Regions from separate parts of the Homo sapiens genome. Here region 1 is linked to region 2. Evidence: read pairs that join two places in POLR2A ChIA-PET (ENCODE). Cell type or tissue: endothelial cell of umbilical vein. All regions are shown on one strand. Each heading gives the region's core, and the rest is flanking DNA. Links, peaks and the distances in the headings are about the cores only.

Region 1 (5,853 bases), core at 420-5,419, 490 kb before region 2:
TTGACCAACTACAAAGACAAGAAGAGCTTGGCACCCGCCAAAAAGACATCTGAATCTTGCTCATTCTTGCAGCCAAGGGCTATTCCCCAGCAGCAAGCCACATTTCCTGCAGAATCATCCATTTCTTTCACCCTTGGCTACTGAGTTTTCCTTTCTTCTTTCTTTTTCTTTTTCTTTTTTTTTTTCCTTTGAGACGGAGTCTTGCTCTTGTTGCCCAGGCTAGAGTACAATGGCGCGATCTCGGCTCACCGCAACCTCCACCTCCCAGGTTCAAGTGATTCTCCTGCCTCAGCCTCCCAAGTAGCTGGGATTACAGGCATGCACCACCACACCCGGCTAATTTTGTATTTTTAGTAGAGATGGGTTTTCACCATGTTGATCAGGCTGGTCTCGAACTCCCAACCTCAGGTGATCTGCTTGCCTCAGCCTCCCAAAGTGCTGGGATTACAGGCGTGAGCCACCGCATCTGGCCCAGCTTTCCTTTTTCCTGTCCTTTCCTTCTGCCCCCCTTGCCTAAAGCTTTCCCTTTCGGAGCCCTGTCTCTTCCCCTCTCATTCATTCCTCTTGTTCCAGATCTCTGATCTTTATATACCTCCCCTTCTCCTTTCCCTCCTTCCCTCCCTCCATAAAGCAATAGCCTTGCTCTTTCCTCCCTAGATTGAAGGGCAGTAGTGTAGTAAAACAAATCGCTATCAACAAAAGTACATTTCCACAGTATTCATCCCCATGCCTCTGAGAAGATTTATCAGGGTCTCTCACCCTGCACTGTTATGTAAATATAATCTAACAGAAATATGATATCTAAGGAGTCTGAGGATAAAGTCTCCATAAAAACTATCAATTACTCACTGTGGCTTGGGTTTGGTTAACTCACTCACTGCCTTGCCTGGCTCCTGCCTTTCCCCATCTTGGGGGACAACTTGACAGGTGGTGACAGCTTATAAAAGATGCTTTCTGCTTCCTTGGGCCCTAGGAGGTCATCTGGAGGATCAAATGTTTGCAAAGTGCTTGAGAAATTATAAAGTGCTACATAATTCAAGGGTATCATTATTTCTATTGTCATGTGGGCTGTCTCTATGCCTCTTTGATTTGACAGATGTCTGCTCTGCCTGCAAGCCTCAGCTAACCCCATGCTTGGGTATCTATAGCCTCCTTTTGCCTGCCTGCACCTATAAGCATTACTATCTGATTTCCCTCTTTCTAGGTAGTCCCTGGGAACCCTGGAATCACATTGATGTCTGTTTGTCCTAATAGTTGAATAGGAAGATAAGCTGTTGATGGGGCTGAGAATCCTCTGAGTAGCCCTCCACATTTCCACCCCGGAGAGTGGGGCAGGTATAGAAAGGGACGGAGAACTAGAAGGGAGGCTAGAGTTGAAGCCAGACCCCAGAGCAGCTGTGCCAAGGGCCTCAAGATTGCATGTGCTGCCCTAGATTACTCAGGGGGCTGTGCTCAAAGAGGCCTACACTGCCCTCTGTTCCCAAGACAGGAAGAGGAGCCTGGCAGTTAAAGGCCCAGGATGTGAGTCCTGGGTTTAAGCCCCAGTTCTGCTACTTTTCTCTTTTTTTTTTTTTTGAGACGGAGTCTCGCTCTGTCACCCAGGCTGGAGTGCAGTGGCGAGATCTCGGCTCACTGCAAGCTCCGCCTCCCGGGTTCACGCCATTCTCCTGCCTCAGCCTCCTGAGTAGCTAGGACTACAGGCGCCCGCCACTGCGCCCGGCTAATTTTTTTGTATTTTTAGTAGAGACGGGGTTTCACCGTGTTAGCCAGGATGGTCTCGATCTCCTGACCTTGTGATCCGCCCATCTCGGCCTCCCAAAGTGCTGGGATTACAGGCGTGAGCCACCGCGCCCGGCCGAGCTCTTCTACTTTTCACATTTCCTCTCACTTTTCTTATTTGCCAGATGCCGGTGATAATGGTATCTGTATTAGAGTTGTTGTAAGGAATAAATGAGACAGACTTGTGAAGACCTTAGCATGGAGCAAAACCATTTTGTTGTTTTAAGCGTCAATCAGAATGCTTTCTAGATCATGTGCCTTGCCGGTCAAAGATCTGGCCATGAGGGTACAGAACTTGCCTGGTCACCTTTCCTAGGAAAGGGCCCTTAGATGTGGGTTGTGTCCATTCCCCCTTGGGATCAGGCTGCTTTAACCCAGCAGCCCCTAGGGGCTGCAGTTTAGGTACTGTAGGAGGCAATAGAAAGGCAAGAAGAGATTGGGGGAGGTGGGTGTCTCTTATGTAGAAATGTCAAGAGTCAGAGCTGAAAGTGAGGGAGGTGGCGGGGGTGGGGGGAGGAAGGAAGAATATAGGATGTCTCTAAGCTGCCAGAATCCGGATGGGGCTGCAACTCTGGGGCCCTGGCACTTCCTGCCACCCCCAGTCTTGGGAATGAGTCACTAGAGGGAGGAGTGCTGGAGCCATCATGCTCGGCCCACAGAGCATCGGGTTCTGTTCCCCAAAAGAGGACTGGTGGGAGGCAGAGGGAGATCCAGAGCTTAGGGGCCAAGGGGAGCTAGTCCAGGGGAGAGGGCAGGAATTCCTAGGGCTCAGTTCACCTATTGCAAGGCCAGGGAGGCAGGCCTTATCTTCTACCTCCTGTGCCAGCTTCATTCCCCATCCTGGCCATGAAAAATCAACCTACAATTTCTCTTCTGATTTCTGCCTCTGCCTGTCCTGAGTAAACTCTATCCAGTTTTCTCCAGAGAGGGCTGTTTCATATCCTTCTGGTTACCCATAGTAGGGGAGGGGACAAGGGTCTACTCTGCCCTTTTCCACCTGGCTGACTCTTAAAGTCTCCTCCCCTTTCAAAGCCTTTCTCTCTGCTTCTGAACAACCTGCCCATGACTCTGTTTTGGCCCTTAGCTTATTTATGGGGATTTTTATTCCAGAAATGCCTTATACCTCAGCCTTCCAGCTTCTTAGTCAGGGTCTTCCTTATGTCCTTAGAACACAGCCAAATGTTAGGCATAAATGTATGGATATAGCATTGGCCCACAAATATTGTTTTTTCTTCCTCACTCCTTTAATTGTTGGCATTCCTTGGCTCTTCTTTATAGTTTTCATTTACTGAGCACCTACTATGTGCCAGATGACTTTACATATTCATGTATTTAATCCTCAAAATGACCTAATACATATTTTACAGATGAGAAAACTGAGCTCAGTGAGGTTAAGTAACTTGTCCAAGGTTACATAGTCAGCAGGTGGCAGAAATGAGATTTGACAGCAAAGCCCTCACTTTTTTGTTTTGTTTTAAAAAGCTATTGGCTGGGCGCAGTGGCTCACACCTGTAATCCCAGCACTTTGGGAGGCCGAGGTGGGCGGATCACGAGATCAAGAGATTGAGACCATCCTGGCCAACATGGTGAAACCCCATCTCACTAAAAATACAAAAAAAGACCAGGCATGGTGGCTCACGCCTGTAATCCCAGCACTTTGGGAAGCTGAGATGGGTGGATCACAAGGTCAGGAGTTCAAGAACAGCCTGGCCAAGATGCTGAAACCCCGTCTCTACCAAAAATACAAAAATTAGCCAGGCATGGTGGCACGCGCCTGTAATCTCGGCTACTCGGGAGGCTGAGGCAGGAGAATCACTTGAACCCAGGTGGCAGAGGTTGCAGTGAACTGAGATGGAGCCACTGCACTCCAGCCTGGGCGACAGAGTAAGACTCCGTCTCAAACAACAACAACAACAACAACAAAATACAAAAATTAGCTGGGCGTGGCGGCATGCGCCTGTAGTCCCAGCTATTCGGGAGGCTGAAGCAGGAGAATTGCTTGAACCCGGGAGGCGGGGGTTGCAGTGAGCTGAGATCGTGCCACTGCACTCCAGCCTGGTGACAGAGGGAGACTGTGTCTCAGAAAATAAAACAAAACACCAAGAAAACTATTGTTATTATTATTTTTAAATATAACTATTAGACGTCTTAGTGGTAACAATTTCATATAGAATTTTCTGTTACTTTGTGGGTTGCCTGTTTCTTTACTGAGATTTAATTTATACACTAGACAATTCACCCATTTAAAGCGCACAAAGTTTTTAGTATATTTACAGAGCTGTGCAACCATCAACACAACCAATCCTAGAATATTTTCATCACCACAGAAAGAAACCTCCTACCCATTTGTAGTCAATCCCAAATTGCCCCAACTCTAGGCAGCTACTAATCTATTTTCCATCTCTATAGATATGTCTAATGTGGACTTTTTATATAAATGGAATCATGCAGTGTGTGGCTTTTCCTCCCTGGCTTTTTTTTTTTTTTTTTTTGAGACGGAGTCTCACTCTGTCCCCCAGGCTGGAGTGCAGTGGCGCGATCTCGGCTCACTGCAAGCTCCACCTCCTGGCTTCACACCATTCTCCTGCCTCAGCCTCCCGAGTAGATGGGACTACAGGCGCCCACCACCACACCTGGCTAATTTTTGTATTTCTAGTAGAGACGGGGTTTCACCGTGTTAGCCAGGATGGTCTCGATCTCCTGACCTCGTGATCTGCCCGCCTCGGCCTCTCAAAGTGTCAAAGTGCTGGGATTACAGGCGTGAGCCACTACGCCCAGCTTTTTTTTTTTTTTTTTTTTTTTTTGAGACAGAGTCTCACTCTGTTGCCCAGGCTGGAGTGCAGTGGCACCATCTTGGCTCACTGTAAGCTCCGCTTCCCGGGTTCAAGCAATTCTACTGCTTCAGCCTCCTGAATAGCTGGGACTACAGGTGCACACTGCCACACCTGTCTAATTTTTTGTATTTTAGTAGAGACAGGGTTTTACTGTGTTGTCCAGGCTGGTCGTGAACTCCTGAGCTCAGGCAATCCACCTGCCTCAGCCTCCTAAAGTGCTGGGATTACAGGCATGAGCCACTGTGCCCAGCCAACTGGCTTCTTTTACTTAGCATAATGTTCTCACGATTAGTCTATGTTGTAGCATGTATCAGTATTTCATTTATTTTTATTGTTGAATAATACTCCATTGTTATACCACATTGTATTTATCCATTCAACAGTTGATGAGCATTTGGATTGTTTCCACTTTTTGGCTATGATGAATAACGTTGCTGTGAACATTCGTGTACAAATTTTTGTGTGAACACATGTTTTCAATTCCCTTGGGTACATATCTAGGTGTAGAATTTCTGGGCCATATGGTAGCTCTATGTTTAACATTTTGAGGAACTGCCAGATTGTTTTCCAAAGCAGCTGCACCATTTTGTAATACCACTAGCAGTTTACGAAGATTCCAATTTCTTCATATCCTCTCCAACACTTGTTATTATTTATCTTTTAAATTATAGCCATTCTAGTCGTGTGAAGTGGCATCTGATGTTTTGCTTTTCATTTCCTTAATGGCTAATGATGTTGATTATATATGTATTTTTTAATTTTATTGAGAAAAGGTCTCACTTTTTTTTCTTTTTTTTTCTTTTTTTACTTTTTTTTTTTTTTTTAAAGACAGAGTTTTGCTCTTTTTGCCCAGGCTGGAGTGCAATGGTGTGATCTCATCTCACTGCAAACTCTGACTCCCTGGTTCAAGTGATTCTCCTGCCTCAGCCTCCCAATTAGCTGGGATTACAGGTGCATGCCACCACTCCCGGCTAATTTTGTATTTTTAGTAGACAGGGTTTCACCATGTTGGCCAGGCTGGTCTCGAACTCCTGACCTCAGGTGATCCGCCTGCCTCGGCCTCCCAAAGCACTGGGATTACAGGAGTAAGCCACCACGCCCAGCCAAGGTCTCACTCTTTTGACCAGGCTGGAGTGCAATGCCATGATCATAGCTCACTGCAATCTCAAATTCCTGGACTGAAGCCTCCCGAGTAGCTGGGACTACAGGCACATGCTACCACATCTGGCTAATGTGGTAG
Region 2 (5,853 bases), core at 604-5,603:
GCAGATCGCTTGAGTTCAGGAGTTCAAAGATCAGCCTAAGCAATATGGTGAGACCTGTCTCTACTAAAAATGTAAAAAATTAGCTGGGTGTCGTAGTACACACCTATGGTCCCAGCTATTCAGAAGGCTGAGGTGGGAGGATGGCTTGACCCTGTCTCAAAAAAAAAGCTTGGATTAATATTGAAATATTGAATCTAATGAAATATTCAACATACCATGAGAGAATGGTAACAATGCATCTTTGCCTAGAAAGAATGCATGTAACAGAGCCGCACAGGGCAAATGCACTATCAAAGGCTCAATCCTTCAATTAACTTGAAATGGGCCATAGTGAATGTGTTTTCTGAGTTATAACAGCACTTTCATTTTCAAGAACAGTCTGTATGTAGTCTAACCTAGTTAATAAATACAGGATTATGTAACTTGGTAATTAACCAGGTTTCCAACTCACATCTTCAATTCAGAATGTCAAATACTGACAAAAAAAAACATAGCAATAAGACACTTTCAAGAGAGTTGATGAGCCACTTATTTTTGACAATATTTAATAATGAAACCTCAAAACAAGAAAATGAAGGAAATTCACAGCTTGATATGATGGAATCAAATAGTCAAAACTAAGCAATCTAGGGAAAAAATTAGCCTTTAAATTAGCAATTAAGAAAGATAAATTTTTCTTCTGTTAAGCCCTTTTAGTCTAAAAAGAAAAAAAAACCTCTTAGAGACAAAAATTACATTAGCTTCCACAATATAGTTCCATCCCTCCTTTTAATAAAATGGGAACATGAAAAAAATGACAGACATTTTAAAAATCACTTCACACTACTCATACAATATTGTTCAAAATGAGCAAATGTTACAAGTATTTAGAACATCCGAAGTTGCCCTGTGAACTGTATTTACATTACATGCATTACTCCAAACTTACAGCTGGTAAAAAAAAAAAACCACAAATTAAATCCCAATCAAAAAGAGGGGTTGATCGATGACAGCCCATCAACAAGTAAGTGGAAATACATGCTAATTTCAAGCTCCATTAGAAATGGAGTTGTGGCATACTTCCACATGGAGAAAAATAAGTTTGATAGTTATAAAAAAAAACTAAAGAAAATAATGAACATTTAAGGCTCTAACAGAGAAAGGGCAATGTTGACATTTTATTTTTGAAGTGTGGTTCTTTGCACACTTGGAACTTTCAATAATGGATAATTCAGTATAGTGCTCTCACAAGTGAGCAAACAGCATGAGACAAGGCAAGTCACGCTGGACTAATTCCCCACACTGTTCAGTCCATTCAATCCAGGCCCACAACATGTGGGGGACAGGGCAGATCACCAAGCAGTACATGTAATATCTTCAAGGTCTGGAAGCAGGCATACTGGTACCCAGGCAAGTTTCAGAAAGTGCTGCTCTATGAGACTCTTCCAGATGTGTTTTAACTTTTTCCTTACAGAAAACAGAAGCTGCTAATAAGACTTAAATCCTCCAACATGCATAGAATAATAACCTAAATTTCTTTAGGACTTCAAAGTGGGCCAGGCGCAGTGGGTCACGCCTGTAATCTCAGCTCTTTGGGAGGCCAAGGCAGGTGGATCACTTGAGCTCAGGAGTTTGAGACCAGCCTGGGAAACACGGTGAAACTCTGTCTCTACAGAAAACACAAAAATTAGCCAGGCATTGTGGCAGGCGCCTGTAGTCCCAGCTCCATAGGAGGCTGCGGTGAGGGGATCACTTTCAACCCGGGAGGTCAAGGCTGCAGTGAGGTGTGATTGCACCACTGCACTCCAGCCTGGATGACTGAGTGAGACCCTGTATCAACAACAACAAAAAGACCTCAAAGTGTGTGGTTTTGGTCACTTGAGAAAAAAATGATTTGGGCAGAGAAGGTAGAAAGAATAATTGGGTTCATGTTTTTCACTACTTATTTATTATCTCCATATAGAAGGCCAAACTCACCCCCAAAATTTTTTTGAGTAAATTTTTTTACCTGTTCATTTTTCCACCTTTTATGCACAATAAAATTCACTCTCTCGTATACCAATCTAAAAACAGCTGTGTGGGCCAGGTGAGTGGCTAAAGCCCGCAATCCCAGCACTTTAGGAGGCGGACGGATCATTTGAGGTCAGGAGTTCAAAACCAGCCTGGCCAAAATGGTGAAACCCCGTCTCTACTAAAAGTACAAAAATTAAACAGGTCGTGGTGACACATGCTTGCAAATCCCAGCTACTCAGGAAGCTGAGGCAGGAGAATCATTTGAACTCAGGAAGTGGAGGTTGCAGTGAGCCGAGATCATGCCACTGCACTCCAGACTGGGCGACAGGGTGAGACTCTGTCTCAAAAAAAATAAATAACAGTTGTGTGATCACCTCCACAATCAAGATACAGAGAAGTCAAATGAATTTATTTTCACAACAGCATGTACCTACAACTAATCCACAGAATATAAGAGTACAAAATATTATTTACTTAGAACACCTGCTTCAAGAGCTAAGTGGGCATCAACTTCTGAAGAGGCTGACGAAGGACTACAGTTGACAAGGCAGATCCCTAACATCCCTGACAAGGAACGTTCCTGAACAGAAATTCAGTACCAAACCCTTTCTGGATGACATCATCACCAGCATGTGGCCTTCCAGAACTTATTATATATCCAACCAGCCCGAGAGACATCTCCTCTTCTATCCAAGTTTGTGACCTGCTATTAAAACCCCCCTTTCAGCTTCATTCAACAGTCAGCCTACAGTCACACCACTTCAAGTACTCAGACAATAGATCAAGAATGTCTAAAGTGGAAAATACCCTGATGTACCACAGGTGATGATAAAGTACATTTCTGGAGAGGAATTTGGAAAAATTTTAAGAGCTATAAAAAAGTAGCATACCTTGGAAATAATCCAAACGTCCATCAACATATGAATGGATAGGTCAGACGTGGTGGCTCACGCCTGTAATCCCAGCAGTTTTCGAGGCTGAGGCAGGTGAATCATTTGAGGTCAGGAGTTAGAGACCAGCCTGGCCAATATGGTGAAACCCCGTTTCTACTAAAAATAAAGAAATTAGCCGGGTGGTAGTGGCGCACACCTGTAATCCCAGCTACTCAGGAGGCTGAGGCAGGAGAATCGTTTTGAGCTTGGGAGGCAGAGGTTGTGGTGAGCCAAGATCGCACCACTGCACTCCAGCCTGGACAACAGAGACTCTGTCCCCTCCAAAAAAAAAAGTATGAATGGATAAACAAAATATGGCATATACATACAATAAATGGAACATTATTCAGCCTTTAAAAGGAAAGAAATCCGGCTGAGCACGGTGGCTCACTCCTGCAATCCCAGCACTTTGGTAGGCCGAGGCGGGTGGATCACCTGAGGTCAGGAGTTCAAGACCAGCCTGACCAACATGGAGAAACCCCGTCTCTACTAAAAATAACAAAATTAGCCAGGCATGGTGGCGCATGCCTGTATCCCAGCTACTCAGGAGGCTGAGGCAGGAGAATCGCTTGAACCCGGGAGGCGGAGGTTGTGGTGAGCCAAGATCGCGCCATTGCACTCCAGCCTGGGCGACAAGAGTGAAACTCCATCTCATAAAAAAAAAAAAAAAAAAAAAAAAAAAAAGGAAAGAAATTCTGGGAGAGGATTCCAGATTCTAAAACAGCAGAGTAGGAAGCACCAAGATCAGTCTCCCCACCTAGACAATTACACTGGCATAATTAGTCAGATGTAATTCTGGGGACTGTTGAAGAAAGCTTGCAACTTCCAAGGAAAGACTGGGACAGTAAATTGGGTTAATTTCAGTCAATTTCAGCCCTTAGCTGAGCAGCAGCTACCCCATTCCCTAGCCCCCAGCCACGGGCAGACAACCTACAATGCATTCCTGAAACAGCTTGCAAGCAGCTTTTGGGAACCAGGATGGGTAATAAGGACCCTGTCCTCCAAATATTAGGGATCCGTATTCTAATTGCTGATTGCTGCTTATAATCAGGGATAGGCAGACACTGAGAAGGATAGCCATTATTGCACCCCCTCCATGACTGCAAGTCCTCCCCCTCCAGCTGAAGTAGACTTCCAGGAAATTTAATGGGCCAAGGGCCCCCACCTCCCTACTTCCTTCATTTTTCTCTTTTTCCTCTTTAGGAGCTAGACTTTAAAGACTAGGATATTCAAAAGCAATCATGAGGGTGCGGGGGAGATAAGGAAAAAAGTTACCATGGTGCATGCGCCCAGGGAAAGGTGCAGGCTCAAAAAAGACCTGAGAAGTCCTTAAGTTTGTATCTCAGGCTGATCCTCAGCATAAAAACAAACTGTAACAAATAAACAAAAAAATCCAGCAAACCCTGGGAATGAGAAGAGTCCAATTTTCAGAGTTAGCACATCATTAGATTCAAATGTCCAGTTTTCAAAAAAAAATTAAAAAGTCCCAGGTCATACAAAGATACAGGAAAGTATGACCCATTAAAAGAAAAAAAAAATTAACCAATAAAAACTGTCCCAGTTGCTGGGCACGGTGGCTCATGCCTGTAATCCCAGTACTTTGGGAAGCCAAGGCTGGCTGATCACCTGAGGTCAGGAGTTCAAGACCAGCCTGACCAACATGGAGAATCCCTGTCTCTACTTAAAATACAAAATTAGCCAGGTGTGGTGGCGCATGCCTGTAATCCCAGCTACTCAAGAGGCTGAGGCAGGAGAATCGCTTAAAGCCAGGAGGCAGTGCAGTGAGCCAAGATCACGCCATTGCACTCCAGTCCGGGCAACGAGAGCAAAACTCCATCTCAAAAAAAAAACAAAAACTGTCCCAGAGAAAGACCAGATGGAAGACCTACTAGACAAAGACATTAAAACAACTGTCTTACAGATGTTCAAAAAACTAAAGGAAGGTATGGGAAAAATCAAGAAAATAATGTATTTTAAAAATAAAAATATCAGCCGGGTGTGGTGGCTCACACCTGTAATCCCAGCACCTTGGGAGGCCGAGGTGGGCAGATCACGAGGTCAAGAGATCAAGACTATCCTGGCCAACATGGTGAAATGCCATCTCTACTAAAAATACAAAAATTAGCTGGGCGTGGTGGCATGTGCCTGTAGTCCAGCTATTTGCGAGGCTGAGGCAGGAGAATCACTTGAACACGGGAGGCAGAGGTTGCAGTGAGCCAAGATCGTGCCACTGCACTCCAGCCTGGTGACAGAGCGAGACTCCGTCTCAACAACAACAACAAACAAACAAAAAAAGTTAGCCGGGTGTGGTGGCAGGCGCCTGCAGTCCCAGCTACTAGGGAGGCTGAGGCAGGAGAACGGCATGAACCCGGGAGGCGGAGGTTGCAGGGAGCCAAGATCGCACCACTGCACTCCAGCCTGGGTGACAGAGCAAGACTCCATCTCAAAAAAAAATAAAAATAAATAAAATAAATAAAATTAAAATACCAGATTAGCCAGGTGTGGTGGCACATGCCTGTAATCCCAGCTACTTGGGAGGCTGAGGCAGAAGAATCACTTGAACCCAGGAGACAGAGGTTGCAGTGAGCCGACATCACGCCATTGCACTCCAGCCTGGGCAACAAGAGCAAAACTCCATCTCAAAAAAAAAAGAAATAGGAGAAAAAAAGAATATATTACACATAAGCTGAGGACTGCATGGAGAGGATTTCATCAGTGATTAGATCTGGGTGGCAAGGAAGAAGAATGGGCTGTAGATGGTTCTCAGTTTGCCCAAATTTGTTATTGGAGGCCCTCCATAATCTGACTGTTGCCTCATCTGTTATCATTCCATCCACAAGCTAGACTCCAGGCAGAAAAGACTTTTTCCTCCTTCACTCAACAAGCATCTAATTTGCCCTCCATGCCAGGTACTAAGCACCAAGACAAG

What was found. ChIA-PET counts read pairs that join two places held together with the same protein. Peaks named below come from ENCODE experiments on the same cell type or tissue, not always from the same donor. Only the 100,000 strongest peaks of a DNase experiment are listed, where the experiment ranks them.
Region 1: POLR2A ChIA-PET joins it to region 2 with 6 read pairs; 3 of 35 experiments call an interaction of 5 or more read pairs at or near these places.

What each region holds. Positions count from the first base shown.
Region 1 is chr5:139,243,031-139,248,883 of GRCh38, reverse strand. No RefSeq gene overlaps it. Among named protein-coding and RNA genes, the nearest start is that of SNHG4, 28 kb to the left of the region's middle. In endothelial cell of umbilical vein, for the core only: no CTCF peak of the experiment used is centred there; a DNase peak (open chromatin) is centred at 2,323; H3K27ac peaks cover 704 bases.
Region 2 is chr5:138,757,736-138,763,588 of GRCh38, reverse strand. All of the region lies in intron 1 of CTNNA1 (catenin alpha 1), which reads right to left. Among named protein-coding and RNA genes, the nearest start is that of CTNNA1-AS1, 6.7 kb to the right of the region's middle. In endothelial cell of umbilical vein, for the core only: no CTCF peak of the experiment used is centred there; no DNase peak of the experiment used is centred there; H3K27ac peaks cover 1,244 bases.